Regions from separate parts of the Homo sapiens genome. Here all the other regions are linked to region 1. Evidence: chromatin loops called from intact Hi-C (ENCODE). Cell type or tissue: CD4-positive, alpha-beta T cell. All regions are shown on one strand. Links, peaks and the distances in the headings refer to the core of each region. The heading gives the core; the rest is flanking DNA. Region 1 has its middle 9.0 kb from the start of THBS4-AS1. Region 2 overlaps MSH3 (mutS homolog 3). Region 3 overlaps SERINC5 (serine incorporator 5). Region 4 overlaps SERINC5 (serine incorporator 5). Region 5 overlaps SERINC5 (serine incorporator 5).

Region 1 (6,123 bases), core at 483-5,482:
TTTAGCTTATTTCCTTGGCTCATCATAAAAGAACGAAAAGTATTTTCCTCACATTGTCTACCTCCTCAACTATGGAGTGGACATGCATCCACGCCTTCAACTCAGGTCTTTGAGAAAAACAACTTTATTTCCCAAATTTCACCTTGTTTTTCTTCTGAGAACTTATTGTGCCAAACTCAAGAGAAACATAACCTCAGTCTTTCTTGGGGTTCCCATTCTTCTTCCAGAATCAAGACTCTAGGATGTCTTCTCAGAACCAAGGTGTTTGGGGAGGGGGACATCTATCCACACAGATTCCTTCTAACGTGACCATAGTCAGCACCCACCCCCCATACTCTAACAGACCACACTGGGGACCTCAAATCTGTGTGAACCTTTGCAGCCATTCCTTTACTGGCCCCTTACCTATGGACTGCAGAAAGCTCCCACAGGCCTCCCTTCCTTCTCTCTCAGCATGGGAGAATCCTTCTCAAGTATGAGGAGGGAAGCCTTATTCTCCCTTTTGCTTTTGGCCAAGAAATCTTATCCATTCCCGGTGTTCCTTCACTTACGCCCTGCTATGACTTGAATGTGCCCCCTGAAGTTCATGTGTTGGAAACTTAATCCCTAATACAACACTTTTGAAAATTAAGGCCTAGTGGGAGGTGTTTAATTCATGAGGGCAGAGCCCTTGTGAATGGATTAATGTCAGTTATAAAAGACCTTGAGGCTGTGAGTTCCATTTCTTGCTCTCTTATACTCTCTGCCCCTCCATCTTCCACCAGGGGATGACACAGCACAAAGGTCTTTACCAGATACCAGCACTTGATCTATCTTGGACTTCCCAACCTCCCATGTAAAATAAATTTCCTTTCTTTGTAAGTCACCCCATCTATGGTATTCTGTTATAGCAATACAAAATGGACTAAGACACTCCCACAAACCCCAGACTTCGACTATGGGCTTAGCTCTGGGTACACAAAAACTAGAACAGTTTGCAAGCTGGCTCTGACTCACACCACCACAGCCTCACTGAAATAGTGGGCCCAGAGTCCACTCTGCCAGAATGGGAGGACTGGGGCAAAGGGAAATATGAAAAGGAAATGGGTCAATATCTCAAAGTGCTACCACAACATATTGTGAACAACTTCAATAGCTAATTTTAAAAAATTCTTTTTTAGAAATGAGGTCTCACTATGTTACCCAGGCTGGTCTCACACTCCTGGGCTCAAGCAATCCTCCCACCTCAGCCTCCCAAAGTGCTGGGATTACAGGCATGAGCCACCACACGTGGCCTCCTACTGTTTAGATTTGTTCCTAAAAGATGCCTATGTTTAAACCAGGCCAGATCACTCACCCTAGAAATTCCACAAATAACCAATGAGCTGATGGCTCCAGGCAGACGGGTGGCTGAGCCCAGTTCCCATCCTGGCCTGGAGGAGGAGACCTAGGAAGTCACAGCTTAGGATACACTGGGGCGGGCGGGAAGGTTTGCTTTTATCCATCATCCAAGCTGTGATTCAGCGCATAAGTCTCCCTTTCATTAAGTTTAACTTGTTGAGTAACATTAAATTTATATACTGCAAAGCACAATAGAATTTCACTGCTGTGAACATACGCGTTCACAAGCATCATCCAACTAAGTGTGAGCATCTGCTGCCTCATTGGGGGTATTTACTAGTCATTCATTATTTATTTATTTATTTATTTTTGAGACGGAACCTTGCTCTGTCGCCCAGGCTGGAGTGCAGTGGTGTGATCTCGGCTCACTGCAAGCTCCGCCCCCCGGGTTCACACCATTCTCCTGTCTCAGCCTCCCGAGTAGCTGGGACGACGGGCACTCGCCACCACTCCCGGCTATTTTTTTTTGTATTTTTAGTAGAGACGAGGTTTCACCGTGTTAGCCAGGATGGTCTCGATCTCCTGACCTTGTGATCCGCCCATCTCGGCCTCCCAAAGTGCTGGGATTACAGGCGTGAGCCACCGCGCCCGGCCTAGTTATTTATTTTGCAGCACCTATTAGAGTAAACAGTAGCAGATATCTAATGTCTAAGAAAAATTTATGGAAGGAAGATTTGAACGAAAAATTTTCTCCATTAGCATATTTTTAAGGAGTTTTCCTCACAACAATTCCATCCCACTCCTACCCCTCCTACCAGAATTCTGAGGATCAGGGCTTGAGAACTAACATCTCCAAAGTCCCAGTAGCTCTGTGGTTTTCTACAGGCTCCTGGAGGATAAGGACCGTGCCATGTTTATCTCACCCTCCACCTCTCAATAAAGTACAAATTTGTGGAATTGGCGAGGCCAAGAGGCCTCAAATTCTTGTATCTTTCATATCATCCACTAGGGGGCAGCAATCCTCTAAAAATAGCCCCTAAACCAGCCACTTTTTTAGCTAAAAGATGACTAAATTTCATTAAAAGTAGAATAACAAACGCCTGTAATCCCAGCACTTTGGCAGGCCGAGGCGGGCGGATCACGAGGTCCGGAGACCGAGACCATCCTGGCCAACACGGTGAAACCCCATCCCTACTAAAAATACAAAAATTAGCTGGGTGCGGTGGCTTGCGCCTGTAGTCCCAGCTACTCTGGAGGCTGAGGCAGGAGAATCGCTTGAACCCGGGGAGCGGAGGTTGCAGTGAGCTGAGACCGCGCCACTGCACTCCAGCCTGGGCAACAGAGCAAGTATGTGTCTCAGGAAAAAAAAAAAAAAAAAAAAGAATAACAACAACTACAATTTATTAAACACTTACTCTGCTCCTAGCACTATGTTATATGCTAATAGTTCAGGGCTTAAGAACAATTTTATTGGCCAGGAGTGGTGTCTCATGCCTGAAATCTTACCACTTTGGGAAGGTGAGGCAGGAGGATCGCCTCAGCTCAGGAATTTGAGACCAGCCTGGGCAACATAGTGAGACCTATCTCTACTGAGAATGTTTTAATAATTCGTCAGGCATGGTGGTGTGCACTGTAGTCCCAGCTACTTGGGAGGCTGAGATGGGAGGATTACTTGAGCCTGAGTGGACAGGCTGCAGTGAGCTATGATTGCACCCCTGCCCTTCAGCCTGGGTGACAGAGCAAGACCCTGTCTAAAAAAAAAGAACTCTTATTTATCAAAACGAACATCTCAACAAAAAGCAACAACCACCACATAGGAAGGAAACCACCACCTAAACGTGAATTATTGCAACTTAGTCTCTGAACGAACACTGAAGCCTCGCTTTCTTTTAGGTATTGCTTCGCAAAGACTTCTGCCTTGTCCCTCAGCCTAAATTCACAGGATAGAGTCTTCTCCATGAGCAAAGCAAAGAGCCATTCATCTATCCACTCATCATTCACTCATTCTTCAGACACACACTGAGCAATTACTACATACCAGGCACTGTGCTAGATACTGGGAGGGATTTTAAAAGTACACAAAGCCAGTCCATTTTAGTCCAGGCCTCTGTATGACTGAAAGCCTTTGTCTTACTATTAATAATACTGATCATAACTGCAAAATTATAGTGTAGTTTAGAATTAAATGAACCTGGCCGGGCGCAGTGGCTCAAGCCTGTGATCCCAGCACTTTAGGAGGTGGAGGCGGGCAGATCACTTGAGGTTAGGAGTTTGAGACCAGCCTGGGCAACATGGCAAAACCCATCTCTACTAAAAATACAAAAATTAGCCACGTGTGGTGGCATGCACCTGTAGTCCCAGCTACTTGGGAAGCTGAGACAGGAGAATCACTTGAACCTTGGATGCAGAGGTTGCAGTAAGATTGTGCCACTGCACTCCAGCCTGGGCAGCAGAGGGGGATTCCATCTCAAAAAAAAAAGAATTAAATGCACCTCAAAGCCAACCACTAGATTCTCTCGCTCTGTTTAGAAGACATTTGTTTGTTGTAAGAACCCAGACTTAATCCTGAGAGGTTTTAGCGGGGTCTAAAGAGAGCCTCGTCCTAAACATCCCTGCCAGGAAGAACACTTCCAGGGAGCAGGGGGCAGGCAGCTTCCTGGCCCAGGACAGTCTGCATGACCTAAATTACTTGAGTCAAAAATTCTTTGGGCCATATAGTGTTTTGGTGGTTGCTGTTGGGTTTTCTATTTGCTAACTTGAGCAAACATTTAAAATTTGAGTGTTTTTAGACAAAAACCTGGATTTCCAACTTCTCTTTAAAAAGTCAAAAGCTCCAGCCTCCATCTGCATTCACGCACAGGAACCTTGAAAAGGGCCTGTGTTGTCCATGCACCGCAGTGTCCACACATGTAAGTTTCTACCTGACTCTGTAAGTGATCGAGTATGAGAGTCCGTACTTGGGATTTCCCAGGTACCCTGTGCGGCCTGCAGGGGATATGGAGAAGGTTGGGACTCAACCCCTCTTGTGGCAGGCCAGGTCTCACGAATAGCTAAACAGGCAGGCCTCCATGACAACTGTTTCAGCACTGACTGAGTGCTTAGGTTAAACATTAAAGGCTGCAAGAGCCAGTGTCCTTACACAAAGGCTGGAATGTGACAAAAGCCACCAAGAGTCTTGCCTAGGCCTTTCCTGGGCCTTGAAGCATGACAAGATAACAAAGAAATTCTTACATTCCTCGTACCCACGTTTAGGATTAAACACGTTTTATTAGGGGTCAGCAAAGAACTCCCCAGACCGCCATAACTCAGCGGGAGGCAAGATAAGGGTAATCACCCCCAGCACCTGGACCCATCTAGATTAAATAAACTTACTGAGGCTCCGGAGGAAGGTCTCCAGGACTCAGATCTTAGTTATGGATTACAGGGAATCAGTCACTTGTGTCTTTTGATGAATCCACACTTACATGTAGACATATAGCTTCATATAAGCACTGGAAAACTTTGTAAATATGAGTCGGTCTGGTGATATTTTCCTGGCCTTCTGCCTGTACCGGGTTACAGAAATAAACTCTCTTCTTTCCCAGTTTATCTGCATCTCATTACTGGGCCATGAGAACAAGCAGCCCAACCCTCAGTTCAGTCTGGGAACACTCTGGCTAACAACCTGTTAGGGGTTGTCACCACTGCCTGGAGAGGATAGGGGTACACTGGGGGCCAGCCGACAGGAGCTGAGGTCTCAGGTAGAAGATTCCTACCTTATCAATAGATGGAAAGAGATTCAAACCCAGCATCACTGACTCTGGTTCCAAAATCTGAAATTCTTTTATAGCGACAGCACACATTCACCAGGTATGCAGAGAAGAGTTAACAGCAGGTCCGAGATGGCTGCTGATCTTTAGTTAGAAAGGCCTAATTGCAAAGTTGGCCCTTGGCTGGTATCTGAGCACTTGGCTTTCCAGAGTGTTCCCACCATTTCTGAAACTGATAAGAGTGGTTCACCATGTCTTGACTGTACAGTGTGGTTTATGCTGAGCATCTGCTTTCTTTCTGGGAGTTGGAATTTTGGTACATGGTAGGGAGAAGGTGCCTACAAGACGAGACCCTAATAAAAACCCTGGGTGTTGAGTCTCTAATGAGCTTCCCTTGTGGCCAACATTTCATATCCCTTGTCACAACTCATTGCTGGGGAAATTAAGCACATATTATGTGACTTCCACCTGGAGAAGACTCTTGGTAGCTTGCCCCCCTGGTTTTCTCTGGACTTGGCCCCATACACTTTTCTTTCTTTTTTTTTTTTGGTGCTGATTTTGCCCTGTATCCTTTCACTGTAATAAATTATAACTGTAAGAATAACTAGATGCTGAGTTATGCTTCAGCCAATCACTAGATTCTATTTAGAGGGCATTTGTTTATTTGAAGAACTCAGACTTACTTAATCCTGAGAGTTTTTACCTGGGTCCAAAGAGAGCCTTGTTCTAAACATCCCTGTCTAGAAAGCCTCCGATGAGACTTTCTAGCAAACCACTTAAATGTAGTGGTCTTGGAGACCCCGAAACATCAGTCAACTATCTCCAACAACTGAAAGAGGCTTTGGGCTTACAAAGTGCAAAGAATAATTGAGGTGCTAGGTCATCACAGGCATCACTAATGAGAAAATAATGGAAAACAGGGGCCTAAAAGTTGAGGCCAATCACCACAAAACACCTGCAGAGCTGGAGAAGCAAAACTCAAAGTGGAGACCCCTGAGATTGGACACATGACAAGGGACAGAGTCTAACTGAAGTGGTTTATTTGGTTAGTCTC
Region 2 (5,000 bases), core at 1-5,000, 580 kb after region 1:
ATTAAGTCTAATAAGCGAGGAATTTTCCCTAAGCTGTGAATTGGAATTAATTATGGTTCCTCACAGAAAGGTAAGAATAGTAGGAGTACTAATGTTGAAAATGTGGCCTTGTGCTGTAAATTTTTTAACAGCTCTTTCTCATGTTTCTTTACCAAGAGAATCATGGTTCTTTCTTTCTATAAGAATTTATAGAATGTGCTGTCTTTTACAGTGTGCTTGGAAGTATAAAACATTAAGTGCAGCTTTATCTGTTGGCATGCTTTGCTCAAAGTGGTTTTGCCCTACTCCTGAGAGAGAGCCAGATTTGTCCCCATTGGCCTTTTGTGCATTACACACCTTAGAATAAATAATAAAAAGAAAATAAGTGTTAATAATAATAGATTTAATGAAATCAAATTTAAAAACAAGTATGTAAAACATTAAGATATTTAGACTTTCAAAATTTGCATAAAAATTCTATGATAGCTTACTTGGTTCATAATTTTTTTTAACCTTCTACTTTGAAAATATTTGTAACCTATGGATAGTTTGCCGGAATGCTACAATGTGCTTCTATAAACTTTTCATCTAGATTCACTAAGTGTTAGCTTTTTGCCAGATTTGCATTTTCCGTCTCTGGGAACTTATTATTGTGGTTAATATTTTTAAAACTTTATACATCTTTTGGTTGCCAGGACACAACACTTTTTGATCTCAGTCAGTTTGGATCATCAAATACAAGTCATGAAAATTTACAGAAAACTGCTTCCAAATCAGCTAACAAACGGTCCAAAAGCATCTATACGCCGCTAGAATTACAATACATAGAAATGAAGCAGCAGCACAAAGATGCAGTTTTGTGTGTGGAATGTGGATATAAGTATAGATTCTTTGGGGAAGATGCAGAGGTAAGTCGTCTTTTCAGGCACTATTTTATATTTTTCTTGTCTAGCCTTAGATATTTTTCAGTATTTTTGTTTCATTTTCTGACCTTATATAAAAGCTGATTTGATCAATCACCTTTTAAAAAATACTGTTATGTAAAGTAAAAACTAAAAATGAACACAAGAAACTTGGTGGGAACCAGACTTGGTGGGAAAAAGTGAGGGGTCTCTATTGGAATGTTAGCGCTTATTCTCCGTGGTACTAGGCCAGTACTTTTTATCCATCCAAAGTTAATTGGATGAGTCAATTAGTGAATAAACCGTAATCATGTAAATATGTTTTCTAATGAAGACTCAAGCAAGAAAACATTTTTGAGATGTATAGAAGTTCCTCTGTTTACTCTTAATTTATGAATTTTCATAGCCAGGAACAAAGTTAAGTCTCAATGGAAGAACACGTGAACTTTACCAGCTACCACCAGAAGTTGTTTGAAGTTTTACAGATCTCTTTGGGTGTCAGTCAACTTGGTGTCTTAGTCTAAATTGGGATTGTGCCAGGTGTGGTGGCTCATGCTTATAATCCCAGCACTTCGGGAAGCTGAGGTGGGTGGATCACTTGAGGTCAGGAGTTTGAGACCAGCCTGGCCAACATGGTGAAACCGCATCTCTACTAAAAATATTAAAAAAATTAGCCCGGTGTGGTGGTGCATGCCTTTAGTCCCAGCTCCTCAGGAGGCTGAGGCAGGAGAGTCGCTTGAACCCGGGAGATGGAGGTTGCAGTGAGCCGAGATCCTGCCATTGCACTCTAGCCTGGGCGGCACAGCAAGACTCTGTCTCAAAAAAAAAAAAAAATTGGGATTGTATTTAATGTTGAAATATTTATTATAGGCCCTAGTCAAGAAGGTTGAAAGTGAAATTTGAACATTTCATAGGCAAACTTAGGGAAAGTATTGCAGATGACACCTTTGTTGGAAGTCATGAATGCTTGTGATGATTCTATAGTTTGGGACCTGGTTGGATTGTACACTAGAGAGTGATGAGGTAGCATGTCTGTGCTTCTTGGATGGGAAGTAAAGACTTGGCCAACTTTTTTTCTTCAAGTTTCCTAAATCCTCTGTGGCAGGCAAGCAGCGTTCTCAAAGTCAGATGCATTATGCAATGTTCTGTGATATTAAATTAGGCTCTGAGATAATGTCACCATGTTTTCTGAGGGCAGGAACAAATATGTAGTTGTCATCCCCTAGGCGAAGGAGAGAAACTGTCTAGGTTAAACGGTAAATTCAGACCTGACCACGGTAAAGGCTGATGTTTTTCTGCCCTTCTGTGAGGGACTAATAGAGTTCAGAGAAGGGGTGAGGTTGGGGAGCGAGAGTGTTAGAATTAGAGTTCCATGGCTTCAGTGGGCAATATCTAAGCCATGGTGCTTTCTAGAGGAAATCAGGGAATCACATGGTGCTTCATGGTTCTATATTTCTATCAGTCGTGCATCATTAATTAGTTAGCCAGCCTGGGGTTTCTCTTTTTACTTTTTCAATGATTTCTCTGTCCGGATGGGTTCATCATTTCTGCATACTCTGTAGTGTCTTCTAAATGTCAGTCATTTGCACATGCCATGTAGCAAATTCTTACTCTTTTACAGTCTCATGATCTCTGTATTGGATAGTCTTTGTGTAGGGAAAGCTCTAAGGATGTAGAAGACCTGTCATATTTTTCTGAGTCTTTTATAGATACAGATGTTGATACTGAAGTTAGGTCACTGGAACTGCCCAAAATACATTAAACCATAGGCTTCTATACAGGGAACATTTTTTTAAACTTTTTATTGACATAGTACACATTTAGATTAAGTGTACAAATCCTAAATGTATACCTTGATTAATTTTTAATAAAGTGAACCAACATCACATAGGGAATCTTAAAATATAAATTTATTGATATTTTCTTTTTTCATTTTTTAGATTGCAGCCCGAGAGCTCAATATTTATTGCCATTTAGATCACAACTTTATGACAGCAAGTATACCTACTCACAGACTGTTTGTTCATGTACGCCGCCTGGTGGCAAAAGGATATAAGGTCAGCTTTGGCTTTAACTTGTGGGGAAAGGAAATTGGGATTCTCCTCCAGAGAGTGCAAACGTGTTTTGTAAGGTGGTAGGTAGGCTTCAATTGGTTTAGAATTTTGCATTTTACAGAACTGAAAGTGTTTCATAATTATTAGTATTATGTATTTATGAGTTTTTAACATATTGTTAGATATTTAGGGTAAATTTTTAAACTCTATGATAGTGTTTCTTAGCAAATTATCCACCCTTGTCAACTCCTTTAAACCCTACATCTGAACGTTGTGGACTGATTATTTTAACCATTTCAGAATTGACGTTTAAACATTTCGAAATGAGTTTTTACAAGTCATTTTTTATCCTTTGATAGCAATATTTCTTATTTTTGTTGAAGGTGGGAGTTGTGAAGCAAACTGAAACTGCAGCATTAAAGGCCATTGGAGACAACAGAAGTTCACTCTTTTCCCGGAAATTGACTGCCCTTTATACAAAATCTACACTTATTGGAGAAGATATCCTTTTTGGACGGGAGTTTTTCTCTTAAATGATACAAGGGCTTTGTTGGCAGGTTTTGTTTGTTTGTTTGTTTGTTTTTTAGTTGCTCTTTGGGAACTTTTTAGATGAGCTGAGAGGCATTAAGGTGAACCCTTGATTAGGTGTGCTATTCAAGAGGGAAGTAGTGGCTGGAAACAAGCATCTTTTCACATGTCATAGTAGAAGGCAAGTTCATCATACTTCAAGAGCAAGAAAAAAAGCAACCCTAATAAAAGACGATGTCAGGTTAGTATCTGATTTGAAATTATATCTTCCTTAGCCCATTTGTGGGAAGTAGTTAGGTGCTTAGGGCCTACAAGCTCCTCAGGGTCTTTCCAAAGTGAGACCTAAAAAGTAACTTATTGAAGCCAGGCGCTGTGGCTCATGCCTTTAATCCCAGCACTTTGGGAGACTGAAGTGGGCAGATTGCTTGAGCCCAGGAGTTTGAGACCAGCCTGGACAACATGGCAAAACCCCATCTCCACAAAAATACAAAAAATTAGCTGGGCATGTTGGCACTTGCCCGTAGTCCCAGCTACTTGGGTGGCTGAGGTGGGACAATCACGTCAGCCTAGGAAGTAGAGGCTGCAGTGAGCCGTGATCATGCCACTGCATTCCAGCCTGGGTGACAGGAGTGAGACCCTGTCTCAAACAAACAAACAAACAAACAAACCAAAAATTCAAAATGTGAAAAGAGAACTGGCTGAAGTCAGAATTAAGACAGAGTTAAATGCCTATAAAATATAGTGGTAGCCCGTCTTCATTAATTGTTAACTTTATAAAAATTTTATTACTTTTGAAAATGGGCTGTGGGTGAAGTTTTCTCACTTGGTAAGAATTTTCAATGTGCATAATGATTGCCCCTAAATTTACGGTCATTTATAAATGCAGTGTGTTATTTGATGCCAAATAATTTCAAAAGCAAAATTGTCAGTTTCAAAAGCCAAATAATTATATGTAAAATTAGACCAGGGTGCATTTAAAAAAAATTACTATGGGGGTGGAATCAGTTCTCTGATAATGGAAGAATGGAGAGATAAGAAGGCCTTAAATGATACTGTGTGAAAGTATTATTTCTGTTATGGTTTATTACAGATCTGCTTATTTCTCAGCTCATCTAATTCTAAGGACTGTTTTGTTCCATGAATACTATAAATAGGGAACAGCTATCACTCAAAATGGGCTCCAAACTATTAACAGCCTTGTGTTGTTCTAAGCTGATCAGGCTGTAAGAACCTGGTATTTTTATTTTTTCTTTTGCTAAAGCTTGAGTCTGTTATTTGAAGCCCATTTCTAGTACAGTCCCCCTCCCTGCTTTTCCTTTGCTGCTTTTATGGGTCCTATGTCCTGATGTCCAAAGATATGTCCAGACTTTGCCCCAAATCAGCTTTCATCCCTGAGATTTAGTTAATGGACTCATTTTATACACACATACACAGACATACATGCACATATAATGTATATATGTTTCTGTTTTCTCATGTCTTTAAAAAATTGTCTTGCTATATCTGGGAGCTTTTAGGTACATTAAAAAAGGAAAAT
Region 3 (5,559 bases), core at 560-5,559, 58 kb after region 1:
AGGAAACCCCATGGAGGGAGATGTGCCACAGAGATCCTCATCCGTGGACTTGGTGCTCGCTCCTGCTACCATGAATGCTGAGAGCAGAGCCTCGAGACAGGAGCTCCTTTACCCTTCCTGGGTAACTGCCATGGAATGGCTGATCATGGCAGGGGTAAAGGCCGTGCCTTTATGGCTCCTAGGGTTAGGGAGGCTTTGTCCAGCTGCACTGTCCTTCAACTTCACCCTCTGCCCAATTTTGCCTCCCCTTCCCCTTCTCCCTCCCACATGTGCTGACTTTTAATAAATATCCCACGCAACAAACTGCCTCAGCCTCTGCTTCTGGAGAACTCAATGTGAAACCCAATGAACGTGACAAGAGCCCCACTCTCCTGGTGCTCCCTTCTCGTGCTTTGCTTTCAATGTTATTTCATTAAACCCTCTTTGACCTTTGCATTGGGCTTATTATTATCCTGTGTACAGCTGAGGAAACTGAGGTCAGGCAGGTTAACTGGCCAAAGTCACCAAACTAGCTTAGTGACAGAGCTGGAACAGACGAATGCAGGATGGGGACACCAAGATCCATGATTCACAATAGGTAACACGTGGTATCTAGGAGCTTGGCGAAGCTGGTAGGATCTGAAATAGTAAAGTGAAGGAATCTGGAAGCAGCCTACCCATGTTTCCTATCAAAATCAAGCTGTTGCACGGGCCGTGGGCAGGGATGGAGGGAATGCTTGCCTTTGAAGCATCTCTGGTACCTTGCGTATTTTTTATTCTTTTTTTTTTTTTTTTTTGAGATGGAGATTTGCTCTTATTGCCCAGGCTGGAGTGCAATGGCACGATCTCGGCTCACTGCAACCTCTGCCTCCTGGGTTCAAGCAATTATCCTGCCTCAGCCTCCCAAGTAGCTGGGATTACAGGCATGTGCCACCATGCCTGGCTAATTTTGTATTTTTAGTAGAGACGGGGTTTTTCCATGTTGGTCAGGCTGGTCTCGAACTCCAGGCCTCAGGTGATCCACCCACCTCGGCCTCCCAAAGTGCTGGGATTACAGCCGTGAGCCACTGCACCCGGCCATTATTTCTTACCTACTCAAAACAATAAACTTAATTTTAAAAAATCAGGTTATGTATAGTCCCAGCTATTTGGGAGACTGAGGGAGGAAGACTGCTTAAGCCCATGAGTTTGATGCTGCAGTAAGCTGTGATCCCACCACTGCACTCCAGCCTGGGTGACAGAGTGAGGCCCTGTCTCAAAAAAAAAAAAGCAAAGAAAAAAAGTATGTGATTTCAGAAGGACTCTGGTAAACAGAGTACTAAGACAGCCTGGGAAGTGCAGGGCCCTTAGCACTTTGTGGCTGAAGATATTTCAACTACAAAGAACAGAGAGCCAAGGATAAGAATATGAGAGCTTGAGCCTTCATCTCATTTGTGTATCAAGGCCAAGCCCTTGTTTCCCTGCTTGGCAAGGAAACCTTTAACGGAGGTATTAGCCTTAACAGGAGCTTGGATTAAGTGCCATGGTCTAAAAACCACTAATTCATTCAGTGGGCCCAAGACACGGTATGCTGAGGTCTTAGTTATTTTGAAGTTCAAGTTACCATAAGAAACTATGAACTCTCACTTTCAAAGTTGTATCCTGTGAAATGTGACGCAGGAGAGCAAACCAACTTCCATCCCGCATGCTCTCCAGTTCAGAAGGAAACACTCGGACATTTTCCCTTGGACTGAGAAGAAAAACATCCTCTCTTAAATCTAACTTGGAGACTTGCTGTTCTTTGAGCTTGAACTCTGTACACAATAGGGACATTGAAACCATAACCATGCAACCTCAGCAGGTGGTCACCTAGTCAATGGTGAGAATAAACACCCCTTCTACAGACCATTCTCTTCTCTATAATAGGCAGTAACCTATTCAAACTCAGCACAATTTTCTCCTTTAGGCAACAGAAAGAGTTGGTGAATGATGTTGGCAGATGACAGCCCTTCATAATGGCTCACTATATCCAGGTCAGGTGCAAGAGAGACCAACCCCAGACACCCAGCTGCAGAGTAAAATGCCCATATCTAGACAGACACCAGGGCTTTTCCATCCACGGAAAGCTATTAAAACGCAGGCAGTGGCCAGAAACCAGCTGCCCGCAGTCAGCAGCAAGGACCAGGGTTCAGCAGCTCAGCTCCTGGGCAGCAGTGGTCAAGAACACAGATCCTGGGGCCAGAGTACACGGTTTATATTCTGGCAAATCAAAACCTGTGAGGCTTAAATGACTTAACTCTTCTGGTTTTCCCCTCTGTAAAATGGAGGTAATAGCACGTCACTGGGTTTTTATGAGGATTAAGTGAAATCACATAGGAAGAACTTAGAACAGTGCCTGGGACATAGCAAGTGCTGTAAGTCTTAGCCATCTTTGGAACCCCTGGTTCTTTTCGTTCTTGGGTCACAGCTGAGTCCTTCCCTGGCTGCCTCCATCTGATTAGACCTTGCTGTTGTTGGTAGATGAGAGCCCCAGAAAGACTCTTGCACAATTAAGAAAATAACAGACATTTTGTTGACTGATAGGCATCTGCTGAACACCTTGAGGCTTTGGATGTGCAGGCAACCAATGTATGTATTGTCCATAACACTCTACCTGACAAAACGCCCACCTGATGGAACTGACAAATGAGTTAATGTATCTACAACGTTCAACAGCGTCAGGCAGAGCAGATATGGTTCCTTCCCTTTCCTCTCTCCTTTCTTCCAAACAGCTATTACATAATCTCACAGCCACGCTGTGTATGGAGGGCACAGACAAGTATGAAACAGGTGGGTGGATCAGAAGTTAAAATAAAACCCACCAAGACTCCACTACGGCAAGGGAAGAGCGCAGGGTGCAGCCTGACAAGGTTACCTGAGCCTCTGGTTGGGGGTGAGCGGCAGGATGCCACCCAAGAGGCCAGCTTTCTTACAGAAAATCAAGAATGGACTGATTCATTTTAATCCCATAGCATACAAAGGAAAGCAGGAAAGCATTTATTTTTCTTTTTTATTTTATTTTTTTGAGTCAAAGTGTCACTCTATTGCCCAGGCTGGAGTGCAGTGGTATGACCTTGGCTCACTGCAACCTCTGCCACCAGGGTTCAAGTGATTCTCGCGTCTCAGCCTCCCAAGTAGCTGGGACTACAGGTGTGAGCAACCATGCCTGGCTAATTTTTGTATTTTTAGTAGAGATGGGGTTTCACCATGTTGGCCAGGCTGGTCTTGAACTCCTGACCTCAGGTGATCCACCCGCCTCGGACTCCCAAAGTGCTGGGATTACAGGCGTGAGCCACCACACCCGGCCAGCATTTATTTTTCTATACAAAAATCTTTCCTCAGCAGAAAAACAGGATCACGGAATGCAGACTGATAAAGACACAAACACAAAAGGCCCTCCTGAGAAATGGATCTTCTGAGATGAAGCAGGACAGGAAAAGGAAATGAACTTACCTCCAATTCAGGAGCTGCGTATCGCCCCTGCAGAGCGTCAGAACTCGATCTTGTTGTTGATGTCAAACTAAGAAACAGACAAAAACGTCAGCTGGGCATATTAACACATTACAACACATGGAATGAAGGGGAAAGCCGGCTGGCCAGTGCTCCGACGAGAGCCTCAATGTAACCTACCGTTCAGGAGACTTAAATCAAAGCAATCTATTTTAATACCTCTCCTTATTCCAAAATTGGCTGGCTTATTCTATAGTTGATATCATTTTACATGGATTGCATTAGATCATTTTATGCAAAGAAGGTTGTAGGTAGAGAAGTAAGATATCTTGGTTTTCAGTATTGCTTTTTGCCTCTCCTCCCTCAAATGCTACAATAGTTTTCTAATTTCAGTTTATCTTTCCCTCCCTTTGACTAGTCTTGCTTAGAGGGAATCAAAAGCAACGAGCCCAGAGATGGCAACAGAAAGCAAGGGCATGAAAGCAAAAGTCGCAGTTATTTACTGTGATAGCCTATAGTAGAACAAGGCTTGCTGTTTGGAAGAGTAGCAGTCGAGGTAATAAAAAATTCTGCCACTTCCCTGAGACCTAGAAAGGTAAAATGTTAGACAAATTGCCTTGCATGGGGCAAAATAATTTATTTTTCCTGAAAACAAAAACAGGCCAGAAGTGGTGGCTCATGCCTGTAATACTCTGAGAGGAAGGGGTGGAAGGATCACTTGAGGCCAGGAGTTTGAGAAGAGCCTGAGCAACATAGCAAGACCTCATCTCTACAAAACAAAAACACAGAACATTTTAAGCAAATATATACAATACTTAGGGTTCCAGCTAACTTTACAGATTGATTTAGCAAATATTTACTGAAGGCCACTATGTGTCAGGCCCGATTCTAAGCACTGGGGACTCAGTGACACAGGCAACAATCCTGCCGTCATGTAGCTTCTGTGCTGGCCTGACATGGGCGGGCGTGTTGGTGCTCAAGAAGCTGGTCTGCTCATGGAAAGGTGGGGACACACACTCATCTCAATCCAGCGAACCCCATGAGGCAACACTGCGCAGTCTCATCCTCTTTCCCAAGGAGAGAGATCAATGAGACAGAGATAAACAATAAAAAGCTTTCTCATACAGAAGCCCACTGAGATCCAAGTTCACTGTTTCTTTTGTGGTCCACTCAAGTACAACAGCATCACTTTCATTTCTGCTTTGAACTGATGCATGCTAATCCAGGCCCATGCCACTCCACCTCCTGACTGTGTGCCTGGTCAGAGGAAGACAGAAACATCTCCCAATGACTGCGCACCCAAGGAACACAACACCTAATCCGACATTTAAGAGTGGCCCGGCTGGGTGTGGTGGCTCACACCTGTAATCTCAGCACTTTGGGAGGCTGTGGCAGGTAGATCGCTTGAGCCCAGGAGTTCGAGACCAGCTTGGACAACTTGGCAAAACCCTGTCGCTACAAAAAATACAAAAATTAGCCAGGTGTGGTGGCACATGTCTGCAGTCCCAGCTACTGGGGAGGCTGAAGCAGGAGAATAAATTGAGCCTGGGAGGTTGTAGTGAGCATGATCACACCAGTGCACTTCAGCCTGAGTGACAGAAGGACCCTGTCTCAAAAAAAAAAAAAAAAGAGTGGCACATATCCTGTGCATACAAGTTTTGATTTAGTACAGTGTATAGTTTTCACAGGGGAAAAGATAAGTTTTTAATTTTAAGAAGAGATCACTATCTGAAATTTTCATTTGAAAGGTTAACATTCATTATTTATGAGGCTCAGAATAGGCCAGGTGCAGTGGTTCACGCCTGTAATCCCAGCACTTTGGGAGGCCAAGGCGGGTGGATCCCTTGAGGTCAGGAGTTCCAGACCAGCCTGGCCAACATGGCAAAACCCCATCTATAGTAAAAATACAAAAATTAGCCAGGTGTGGTGGCCGGCAGCTGTAATCCCAGCTGCTCAGGGGGCTGAGGCAGGAAAATTGCTTGACACTCAGGAGGCAGAGGTTGCAGTGAGCTGAGATCACGCTACTGTACTCTAGCCTGGGCGAGAAAGTGAGACTCTGTCTCAAAAAGAAAAACAAAGCCTCAGAGTAAATATTCTACTCTATAAATTCTT
Region 4 (5,695 bases), core at 695-5,694, 99 kb after region 1:
TTCTAACTTGATTGCTTCCCTAGAGGTGCCACTGTCCCCAGGTGTGAGTGGATCTTTCTAGACCCTTTGCTGTGCCATTATTCTACATTCATTATGTCTTGGAGGTTGCTGTATGTTTAACAGATAAATCTATTTGCATCTTCTTACATACTACATAGAATTCTAGGCTGGGCCCAGTGGCCCACACCTGTAATCTGAGCACTTTGAGAGGCCAAGGCAGGAGGATCACTTGAGCCCCGGAGTTCAAGACCAGCCTGGGCAGCACAGTGAGAGACCCCGTCTCTACAAAAAGTAAAAAAATTGGCCAGGCATAGTGGTGCACGCCTGTAGTCCCAGTTACTCAGGAGGCTGGGGTAGGAGCATCTCTTGAGCCCAAGAGTTTAGGAGACTGAGGTGGGAGGATCACTTCAGCCCAGAAGGTTGAGGCTGCAGTGAGCCATGATCGCGCCACTGCACTGCAGCCTAGCCAACACAGCAAAACCCTGTCTCAGAAAAATAGATAAAAATTTAGAATTCTACAATCTGATTGACTCTAATTTAGTTTGTTATCCTGCTGATAGGCATTTAGTTTTTTTCTGATTTTTTCTCACTATTATAAATAATGTACAATGGATATCATCCTTATTATGTGTATCTCTCTGTTCACATGTAAAGTGTTGAGAAGGACAGAAGCTAAAGTCAGCTTTATGACAGAAGTCATAAAGTTAGTACATTTAAAATTTGAACGGATACTGCCAAACTCTCCATAAGAAGGGTTTTGGAAACTCTGGAATTAGGGGTAATAGAGCAGAAGAGAGGAGGAGTGGAGGTGCCGGCAAGAGAGGCAGAGCTGGGGACACACCATCTCTCAGCCAGGTACTCCTGTGCTGCCCCGGCAAGGTCAACATGTCAATCTTCCAGATTCCTGAGGGCCTTTGTAAGCAATGCCCCTACAACCAAAGCCGGGAAGAGAGTGAATAGGACCCTCTGAGCCAAAGACACAAATCTATTTCTAACTCAAGACAACTTAAAACCACAGCTACGGAGGTCTGAACTTTCGTTTCGGCTAGAAAATACGGCTATGGCCCCACACAGAATACAGGGTCTAACAGAAGACACTGTGCTGCCCTGAGGTGAACACGGCTGATGGAAAGATATCTCTTGAACATAGAAATGTGAAATTTCTATAAAGAGAGGACTAAATGCTGAAACATGCAGGTCTTTCTATTCTAACCATTTAGAGAAAACACATGCTTATAGTCTAAGTGAGCCTCAAATCTGCTAGTTTCTTTTTTTTTCTTTTCTTTTAATAGAGAAGGGGTCTTGCTCTGTCCCTCAGGCTGGAGTGCAGTGGCACAATCATAGCTCACTGCAGCCTCAAACTCCTAGACGCAAGCCATCCTCCCACTTCAGCCTTCCCAGAAGCTGGGACTAGAGGTGCATGCCAACACATCCGCTACTTTTTTACTTTTTGTAGAGACAGGGTTTTAACTATGTTGCACAGGCTGGTCTCAAATTCCTGGCCTCACAAGATCCTCCCACTGCAGCATCCCCACACTGCTGGGATTATAGGTGGGAGCCACCTCACTCAGCCAAAATTAGCTTGCTTTCTTCTTAAATGTGTGGACCTGAACGCAGTGGTAATACATTATTTGCAAGTTCAACTATTTACATAACTGTCTCCCGTACTTTTTTTTTTTTTTTTTTTTTTTGAGACAGGGTCTCACTCAGTCACCCAGGCTAGAGTGCAATGGCACAATCTCGGCTCACTGCAACCTCCACCTCCCTGGCTCAAGCAATCCTCCCATCTCAGCCTCCTGGAGCAGCTAGGACTACAGGTGCACACCATGACACCTGACTAATTTTTGTATTTTTTGTAGAGACGGGGTTTCGTCATGTTGCCCAGGCTGGTCTCGAACTCTTGGCTCAAGTGATCCTCCCATCTTGGTCTGCCAAAGTGCTGGGATTACAGACATGAGCATATAATTTGTAAAAATCCAGTGAATTTAGAGTTTGCATGTATAATCTTCATTCCGTACTATATGTTACATGACATACACATGTATTACAGCCTAGAGTTTGAGCATCCACGCACTCATTCCCAACTACTATGTGCAGGTATTGCTCTAAACTAGGGGGATACGAGCTGTGAATAAAACAGTTTAAAAGTTCATGCTAAAAAGAGCTAACGTTCTACTAGTGAAATGCTGTATGCACAAAACTATGCTCTACTTGATGGATATTTGAAGTATTTTCATGGTTAATTCGGACTAGTCATGATGTTTGCCTTAGGCAGGACATTAGGACCTAATGTTCCCCAAAAGATAGGACTCTACACCAAACCTATAACCTCAAGATTTGAGAGCCCCATTACCTGTTCCCCAGTTCTAGTGATGGGAACCAGTACATGGCAGACATTTAAGTTTCCGGCCCCAGCATCTTTCTTATATCAGACCTGGAATTGAATGATGGTGCCCAGCAGCTGGGGAACTAGGGTGCCCAGACCCTCATTTTCTCCAACCCCACTTCTTCCTGGATCACCAAATGCTTGGTTTGGATTGTTAAAGTTTAGGAGAGGCCATTGTTTTTGACTCCTGCACTAGGCCCCAGCAGACCAGACCGAACCAAAATGAAGCCACTTGTACTAAGTGCCACTGAATTTGGGGGCCAGTTTTCTTTAAAAACAAAAACCAAAAAAAAAAACCACTGAAAGATTCTAGTCAATGTGAGTCTGCCTAATAAGGAAATCCTCTGTTTTAACCTTTTGTTCTGTTTCTGCTTTTTTTCAAGCCTTTTCTGCCTATAAAGACACCCTCCTCTGCTCAGCTAACTGGAACAGTCGTTCTACTTCACATTCTAGAATCACAAATAAAATCCAATTCAACTTTCCAACTAAATTTGTAATTTCGTCCTTTGACAGAATATATAAAAAGATGACTGGCTGGGCACAGTGGCTTACACCTATAATCCCAGCACTTTGGAAGGCTGAGGCAGGAGGATCGTTGCTTTGAGCCTAGGAGTTTGAGACCAGCCTGGGCAACATAGGGAGACTCCATCTCTACAAAAAAAAAAAAAAAAGAAAAAAAAAAAAGAAAAATTAGCCAGGCATCGTGGTGCACATCTATGGTCCCGGTTACTCAGCAGGCTGAAGCAGGGAATCACTTGAGCCCCAGAGGTTAAGCCTGCAGTGAGCCATGATCGTGCCACCACATTCCAGCCTGGGCAACAGGGCAAGGCCCTGTCTCTAAAAAAAAAAAAAGAAAGAAAAAAAAAAAGACTTTTTTTTTTTTAACTTGTAAACAATTTGCCATTTATTCCAAAATGCCATATAGACATAATTACTATTAAACATGTCATACTAATTTATTGCCACATTATTCTTACCTAGTCTACCCACTATGTGGTTCATACAGCCTAGTCAGTTACCTGCAACTTAAGCAAGAACTCTGGTACTCTGAGCACAATGTTCAGGTCACTGACGTTTCCCTTTTGAGAGAGATGGGAGAATAACTGCACATAACGCATATAAGACCATGGAGGGTCTAACACAGGAGTCAGCCAACGACAGCCAGTGGGTCAAATCCAGCTAGCCTCCTAGTTTTATTGGAACATAGCCACACTGGTTGGCTGGCCATGCCATTGGCTGGCATATTGTTTTGGCTGCTTTTGCACTACAAAGGCGAGAGCTGCTACAGAGACCACAGGGCCTCCAGTGTGTACTAGCTGGCTCTTTGTAAGAAAAGTCTGCCCCACCCCTGCGCTACTAGGAAGAATAGATGAGGAGTTGTGGCTAACTGTTAACTGCCTAAGTACAAATGCACATTTCAAAAGCAAGTGACAACTGGTGATAACTTACTCTACAAATCAAGAGCCAAAAGAGCAGCTCCTTTGGGCTGCGGTCCAGCTGTCCCAACCCTCCGCTCCTGCCTTCTCCCATGAGACTCTTCCCTTCCTCAGGGCTGTCCTCAAATGGAACTTGGGCCTTAAGTGAATCAAACTGTGTATCTCCCATATGTCATTTTTTTTTTTTTAGCAGAAAATAAAGTACCTTAATTTATCCACCCACAGAAAGTTTTTCAGATGGGGTGGGAAGGAATGGAGAGAGAATGTGTCTATGAGCTTCCAGCGCTCATCTCTGCGGCTCAGAAGCCATCAATAGCTCGAACAGAAAACGTCCTCACATCTGTCACACAAACACACCCCATGGAACCAAAAATAAACCCCACACTGATGAAAGCCAGCATGTCGAAAGATAATTTTAGATCTATTTGAAGACTGCAGAGACTGTCTCGCTGAAATTTTAAAACCACACCACCAGAATACCCAACCCCTTATGATTATGCTCAGCCCTGATGAGGAGGCAAAAACACTTCATTCCATTTTATAAACCTCCCAGGCACCTCAGCTCTGTCTCTAGAATGGGGAGAGAGCATTCCTGAGTTACCACGTGACTCCGAAGGTCAGCCGAGTCACATCTGAGCCAACACCACTGTCCAATATTCACTAATGGAGTTCACATATTTTTAGCTTTCAGACATACACAGTCTAGCATCACAGGCTCCTTCCAGACACACTTGCCAAACTGCTCTCTTTTCCCCTACCTGAGGGCCAGCTCTATGGGGACAATAACTGTGTGTTACTCAGTGTCTCTGAAATCCCCAGCACCTTTCAGAGTGCTCGCCACTTGCATCTGAAAGAATGACAGCTAGGCAATTTTTTAAACTTTTGAAGAATGAGCTCGGATTACAGTTTAATCAAGTCACAGAATCATCCTATTAAATTTCTATGCAGAGTAAGTATCAAGATTCAGCCATTCACAATATCTATGCATTGTTTCCTGTTCCCATCGCTCTGAGGCTACTTTTTCTTCCATTCTTCGTTGTGCCATTTCTCTGTTCTCTCCAGCCCCATGTTTATGATGGCTGACAATGCTCATTTCCAAAGCTTTTGTCTGTTCTATTTATCTGCAGGCTACTCCGAGGCCCTGTCTGTGGACAGTTGCTTAACAGACGCTTTAGATGACTACAGAAAAAAACGTGTTAGGAAAACTTTCATTCTCACATCTTATCATTCTCTCTCGTCCATAGCCAGACCAATCCTAAAAGAGATCCAGCTGACACCTGGTGCTCCCGCAAACGTGCAGGTAATGGATCCTCACAGACCAAGGACAGTATGTATTGTTTCCAATTTCCTGCCTCCTGGCAAGCTCATTATTACTGGACCAGGATCAAACCTCTTTGTCCTTGGTTCAGGCTCAAAAAAAGACTCTCAGCAGAATATCCATTAGTTCAAATTGCTGCCTCCAGTACAAAACGATTTCCCACCACTACTTCCCGACATCCACTTGTATGGGGAAGGATAAGGCCCAGCAATGACAGCTGAGGCATAGGAGGGTACAGGGACTCCTTGCTTTCTCTCACATGTTATCTCCGGATGAAATTTAGACCAAAAGATAAAACCGTTTGGAAACATATGTCTCCAGAGTCATCCTAACTTGGAGGGGAGGGAACTCAGAGGATTTAAGAGGCAAAACCTCAAAGCCAGCTCCCCAGAGGAAAATTCTAAAAGGTCATGGTGAGAATTTTCCCTCAGTTCTACAATGGGCTTGAGGTTCGATGGTCCCAACCCACTTTTAATCTCAAAAACTTCCTCCTTGATAACTTGACACATAAGGTACAACAGTACCATGAACTCAGTTGCTACGCAGAAAGAGAAC
Region 5 (6,123 bases), core at 475-5,474, 110 kb after region 1:
GGCCCTGACTTCACCACAAGGTAATATATCAACATAGCAAAATTGCACTTGTACCCCATTAATCTACACAAATGTTTTAAAATTTAAAAATTAAAACAAGAATTCTCCACCAAAAGCATCAGATAGAATCTACACTACTACTAAAGATCAAGCTGTTGATTGGTTTTCCTGTTTAGCCAGAAGGCATTGGATCCTGGAAAGCATAGAGCAGGCTTCAGGAAGGTTCAAGGAAACCAGGTATACCCCAAAACACATGGGGGTACATGGACCCCATCTTCTAAATCATGTTTTTCCCACACACCCTCATCAAACATCGGAAATAGGACGAGCTGAACACGGACAAACTTACGTGCTCTTTCATCTTGTGAGCCACGGTTGTTGACATCATGATGCAGCAGAGGACGACGACCAGAATGAAGTAGAGGGCGTACATGAAGCGGGTGCTGAGGGACTGCCGAATCCTGGGGCAGCAATCACAGCAGAGAGAGCAGCCTGCAGACCCACAGCAGCAGGCCAGCTAGAAAAGGAACAGAAGGCATCTGCTTAGAGCATGATACTGTGATAGAATAAGAAACATGGCCAGGCACTGTGGTACACATCTGGAGTCCCTGCTACTCGGGGGGCTGGAGGATCACTTGAGACTAGGATCGCTTGAGACCAGAGTTCAAGTTTAGCCTGGTCAACACAGCAAGAACCTGTCTCTAAATAAATATATATACACATATATATATATATGTGTATATATATTTATATATATTGAGACAGTCTATATCTAATGTATATTTTATATATACATATATACATACACACATGCACATATACACACACACACACATATATATATTTTTAATAAGGCCCAGTGCAGTGATTCACACCTTTAATCCCAGAGCTGTGGGAGATCAAGGTAAGAAGATTGCTTGAACCCAGGAGTTTGAGATCAGCCTGGGCAACACAGCAAGACCCCATCTCTTACAAAAAATTTTTTCTTTAATTAGCCAGGCATGGTGGCACAAACCTGTAGTCCCAGCTACTTGGGAGGCTATCTCCATGAAAAACATGACCAGGAAAAAAGAAAACAATCATATTAGGTTGGTGCAAAAGTAATTGTGGTTTTTGCCATTACTCTACATATATATATACAAAAATTTGGTCTGGTGCAAGGGCTTCTAAAACTTCTGGAATTTCCTGAGTGACAGAGGTTAACAGGAGAGTATTTCGTTACTAATGCTCTTTTCAGTCATACCAGAGCTTGTACTAATGAGGCAACTCTTCCTGGGTCCCTAGATAGCTTCAGGATGGAAGGCTGGCTATCAGTGGAACCAACCATGTGGTTTAGAGGGTCGGAACTTTCAGGAGCACACACCTGGGCAGGGACTGAAGACTGAGCTAATTACCAATAGCCCATGATTTAATCAGCCGCATGTACATAATAGTGCCTCCATAAAAACCCTAATCAATGGGATTCAGAGCTTCCAGTTTGGTGAACGCATCCATGTGCCTGGAGGGTGGTGCACCCAAACTCCAAGGGAACGATGCTCTGGCGCTCGGGACCCTTCCGGACAGTGCCCTGTGTACCTCTTCATCTGGCTGTTCATTTGTCTCCTTTATAATAAACTGGTAATCGCCAGTAAAGAGTTTTGGTGAGTTCTGTGATCCATTCTAGCCCATTATTGAACCTAAAGAGGGGATGCTGGGAACCCCTGATTCATAGCTGGTCAGTCAGAAGTATGGAAGGCCTAGATTTGCAATTGGCATCTGAAATGAGAAAAGTCTTGTGGAACCCAGCCCTTAACCTGTGAGGTCTGTGCGAACTCTAGGTAGTTAGTGTCAGAATTGAATTAAATTGTGGGATGCCCAGTTGGTGTCCTGTACTGAGTCACACCACTTTACCAACGTATTCACCCAGGTCTTCTGTAGGTCGACCTTCCAAGCTACAAGATGAACATTCTTCCCAGGTACCTTGACCATAGGACATGCAGGAACAGTTCGGTGTGTGAACAAAGCTTTCATCGGAATTGTTCTGGTGCTATCTTTAATGACAACCATCAATGGTTTGGGAGATGCCCAATTATTACACAGAAAAGGCACAGTTCATCTGAAGTATTATAATCGTGACTCTCAGACAAAAAGATTTCTACAATCAGCTAAGAGCAAGAGAAGAAGCCAAGAACTAGTAAACAAAGTGGGAAGAACATGAAAAACAAAAAGTTGGGCCCAAGAAAGTGAGGGAGAAGAAAAGGAAAAATCAGTTAGGCAGACAGTTAAGGCTAGTCCTCAGAGAAACAGACTGAAAAATCACAGCTACACATACAAATAAGAGTTGCCTGGGGAAAAACAAAACTGCAGCTGCACTGATAAGAAAGCAGGGCCCAGCATAGAAGCCTTTTGTTCTTTGTGTGATTAGCAGGCTCCCAGGGAAAAGTTTCCTCTCCTTCTCAGGCACATACACGGTGGGCTCCGTGGGAACTTGCACAGGGAGTGGGGAGGTGCTGGGGGAGGCTTACCTAAAACACAGTTACACAAATGAGGAGCTGCACTTTGTGTTTACCCAACACATGCCCGTGTCTGCACTGATAAGGAGAGTTACACAGACAGCTGCACAGATAAGGGAACTTAGGCAAACAGCTACAGAGATGAGGGGAGTTTCTCATAAAAGCTTTCAGACTCAACTGTAAAAACAGCGACTCACTCAGGTCCTCCTTTCCATTGCACAGAGCTTTCTTCGTTCACTCCAACTTCACCCTTGTGTTCATATTAATCCTTACTTTTCTTGGTCGTGAGACAACGGACTTGGATAACACCTCGGACAACATGACCATCAACCCTAGACGGTTTCAAAAGGAACCTGTCAAAATCCATGAGCCTAAGGATGAATGTACAAGCACCCAGGGTGCTGGGATGGGAAAGGCCTGCAGCCATACACCCTTGTAGGAAATAATGAGAGTATGTAACTTGAAGCTCAAAAGAAATGGGTGCCTTTTACACTGCATTTCTACCAGAGTTTCATGTCCCAAATGGTAAGCTTTTTGGGTTAATGAGTAGGACGTGGGCCCAGAGGAGCACAGAGCTCCTGCTATACCACTAACAGCATACACATCTTTTCTTTGGGATCTTTAATAAACCATAAGGTAATAGAGGATGGTGATTAAAAGCTCAGGCTCAAAGCTTGGCTGGGTTTGTGGCCTGGCTTTGCCACCTACTAGCTGTGAACTACAAGCAAGTTATTTATCCTTTAAAAACTCAAGACTTGGCCAGGCACGGTGGCTCACACCTGTAATCCCAGCACTTTAGGAGGCCAAGGCAGGCGGATCGTGAGGTCAGGAGATCAAGACCATGACCATCCTGGCCAACATGGTGAAACCTCGTCTCTACTAAATACAAAACAAAACAAAACAAAACAAAACAAAAAACAAAATATTAGCCGGGTGTGGTGGTGCACAAAAAAAAAAAAAAAAAAAACCTCAAGACTTCTCGTTTATAAAGTGGGGGTGGCAGAAGTACTACATGGTGTCTTGGATAACCTAATCAGACACAACTGGCACCAGAAAGGAGTCCCTGTTAAGCCAACAGGGCAATGCTACAAGAAATTACCATAAACTGCAGATTACAATAAAATCTGTATGTATTAACACTATACTCTATATAAACCTAAAGCCCAACAATTCAATCTTTTGATAATGATTTGGAAGGAAGTTTGAGACTCTGCAAGGCTTCAAAACAAGCATCAATTAGAATGCTACACCATAAACATCACTTACAATGAGCTACGATCACAGGTATATGGGTAAGACAACATACCATAATGGTATGACAGATCTTGGAATCACAGTCATTTCCCTAGTTATCTCATCTACTTCATGAGACTGTCATTGTTTGAGCCCTGTGTCATTCTCTACTGTTTCATCACTACAAATTTTTCCTAACCAACTCTCTCCATCTTACGTCCGATTTTCCAAGCCAGCTTCCTCCAGATTCTTCTTGACTCACAAAACTAAGCCACTGCTTTGTAAAAGAAGACATTCTACTCGGGCTGAGATAAGAGAATACACAAGTGGTATCCTAACATTACTGCATGTGTGGGTGTTTTATGGGCCACTTTCCTTTACAATTCCTTCACTGATGTTCTCAATCTCTGATTTTACTGACCTCTTTCCACTCACATGCCCCAATTTTAAACACATACACATACAACTGTCCCCTCCCCACTGCTTTAGCTGGCTTTTCTCTGGGTCCTGCCTCCTGAACCCTTTCCTAACTGCCTCCTTCACTGATTGCTTTTTTTTTTTTTTTTTTTAAGAGACAGAGTTTCATTGTGTTACACAGACTGGCCTCAAACTCCTGGGCTCAAGTAATGCTCCTGCCTCAGCCTTAGCTGGGACTACAAGCACAGGACACCATGATACCATGCCTGGCTGGTTGCTAACTCTCTGTTACCCTGTGGTCTTAGATAACTTCTCACTATATATATATATATATTTTTTAGACGGAGTCTCACTCAGTCGCCCAGGCTGGAGTGCAGTGGCACGATCTTGGCTCACTGCAAGCTCCGCCTCCTGGGTTCACACCATTCTCCTGCCTCAGCCTCCCGAGTAGCTGGGACTACAGGCGCCCGCCACCACGCCTGGCTAATTTTTTGTATTTTTAGTAGAAATGGGGTTTCACTGTGTTAGCCAGGATGGTCTCAATCTCCTGACCTTGTAATCCGCCGTCTCGGCCTCCCATAAAGTGCTGGGATTACAGGTGTAAGCCATGGTGCCCAGCAACCTCTCACTGTATTTCAAGTTCAAATGTGATCAACAAAATACTTATTCTATTTGGGAAAATAAGTATTTTGGAAACAGTTAATGCCTCCCACAATAAAACATTCCCACAGCTGAATCAACATTTAAACTTACTATTATCTCCACAGAGGGAAAAATAAACAGATACAAACATCACTGTGAGCCTAATTGGAACTGATCATCTAAAGGCAGACAAATAGCAACAGAAGGGACATGATTGTGGAAAATGTAAAAAGAAAGCCCTATTGGTTTAACCCTATTCTGTCATTAAAGTCATATGCCATTGTATGGATCTGATTTTCCAAATTTCATTTTCACTCTTACTCTATACAGTGCTATGGTATTACAAATATACATATGTACATATATATGTGTCTATATGTATGTGTACCTATACACACACATTCCAAATATTAGAATGGACTAGCCTTTCTTACTAGCCCAAAAGTGATTTATCAAAGTAAACTATGCTAATAATTAAGGTTCGAGCACATTATCTTAAGCTACACATTGATATATATACCAGGTGGAAATTCAAAACAGCATCCGTAAAAGAAACATTTATGTTAGCATCTAGGGAAATCTCACAGCCCTGCTGACTGAACACGTGTTTCTGGAGGAGCATACCTTTGAATAAAATGGGTTCACATCCAGCCCCTGCCACCTACAGGGTTAAGACACTGAGCATGTCACTCACTTTCAAAACTGGAAAAATCAATTCCTGGCTGGAACTACTGGTGCTTTCACAAGCTTGGAGAGAAGTGCCAGGGTTTCGTTACCCCTGGCTCCAAGAGGGCATAAAGCTTTTACTGAAAAAGTTACAGCATATAAAAAACAAATAAATATAGAATATACAACGCCAAGAGGGAATGCTAATGTAAACCATGGACTTTAGGTGGTAGTGATGTGTCAAGGTAGGTTCATCGATTCTAACAAATGTACCAGTCTGGTGGGAGGAGCTGATAATGGGGGAGGCCGTGCAAGTGGGGAGGGGAGGTATATGGGAACTCTCTGTATCTTCCTCTTAATTGTGCTGTGAACCTAAAACTGCTCTAAAAAAAAAAAAAAACCTAAGCCTATTTTTTAAAAATATAAATAAATAAATGAACAAAACAGTGCCTGCCCCCCCAAACGACTCAGTAAATGGATGTTGGCTGAATAATGTATGGTGAAGTCACAGTGGCAACACTCCTCACGCACAGTGGCTGGCAATCTCCTCCATGGGAACAAGTTCACAATTGCATGCTATACTCAATTTCCCACGCAAGCACTGAATCACAGAGAATACTAAGGGTGTTAATTTGTAGATACTGCATACTCTCCTCCTCCAAGGAAGTAACAT

Evidence for each region. A loop is a pair of places that touch in the nucleus more often than their neighbours do. Peaks named below come from ENCODE experiments on the same cell type or tissue, not always from the same donor. Only the 100,000 strongest peaks of a DNase experiment are listed, where the experiment ranks them.
Region 2: it touches region 1 in a loop (6-fold over the local background); 27 of 110 quality-filtered maps call a loop at or near these places.
Region 3: it touches region 1 in a loop (2.3-fold over the local background); 16 of 110 quality-filtered maps call a loop at or near these places.
Region 4: it touches region 1 in a loop (4-fold over the local background); 15 of 110 quality-filtered maps call a loop at or near these places.
Region 5: a loop joins it to region 1, with 8 times the contacts of the local background. A loop is called at or near these places in 13 of 110 quality-filtered maps.

What each region holds. Positions count from the first base shown.
Region 1 is chr5:80,089,569-80,095,691 of GRCh38, forward strand. No RefSeq gene overlaps it. Among named protein-coding and RNA genes, the nearest start is that of THBS4-AS1, 9.0 kb to the left of the region's middle. In CD4-positive, alpha-beta T cell, for the core only: a CTCF peak has its summit at 2,424; a DNase peak (open chromatin) is centred at 2,333; H3K27ac peaks cover 1,153 bases.
Region 2 is chr5:80,669,423-80,674,422 of GRCh38, forward strand. It overlaps MSH3 (mutS homolog 3), which reads left to right. Exons shown (of 24, transcript NM_002439.5): 4 at 675-887; 5 at 2,822-2,938; 6 at 3,319-3,436. Among named protein-coding and RNA genes, the nearest start is that of DHFR, 17 kb to the left of the region's middle. RefSeq lists an enhancer at 3,138-4,337. In CD4-positive, alpha-beta T cell, for the core only: CTCF peaks have their summits at 2,918 (motif pointing left) and 3,118; a DNase peak (open chromatin) is centred at 2,929.
Region 3 is chr5:80,147,432-80,152,990 of GRCh38, forward strand. It overlaps SERINC5 (serine incorporator 5), which reads right to left. Exons shown (of 12, transcript NM_001174072.3): 9 at 3,451-3,517. Among named protein-coding and RNA genes, the nearest start is that of THBS4-AS1, 67 kb to the left of the region's middle. RefSeq lists an enhancer at 4,543-5,042. In CD4-positive, alpha-beta T cell, for the core only: no CTCF peak of the experiment used is centred there; a DNase peak (open chromatin) is centred at 3,490; H3K27ac peaks cover 2,475 bases.
Region 4 is chr5:80,188,439-80,194,133 of GRCh38, forward strand. The region is part of intron 2 of SERINC5 (serine incorporator 5); the gene reads right to left. Among named protein-coding and RNA genes, the nearest start is that of SERINC5, 65 kb to the right of the region's middle. RefSeq lists enhancers at 3,327-3,898, 3,899-4,469, 5,042-5,612. In CD4-positive, alpha-beta T cell, for the core only: no CTCF peak of the experiment used is centred there; DNase peaks (open chromatin) are centred at 3,703 and 4,183; H3K4me3 peaks cover 3,765 bases; H3K27ac peaks cover 5,000 bases.
Region 5 is chr5:80,202,537-80,208,659 of GRCh38, forward strand. SERINC5 (serine incorporator 5) reads right to left here. Exons shown (of 12, transcript NM_001174072.3): 2 at 350-517. Among named protein-coding and RNA genes, the nearest start is that of SERINC5, 50 kb to the right of the region's middle. In CD4-positive, alpha-beta T cell, for the core only: no CTCF peak of the experiment used is centred there; a DNase peak (open chromatin) is centred at 2,635; H3K27ac peaks cover 1,756 bases.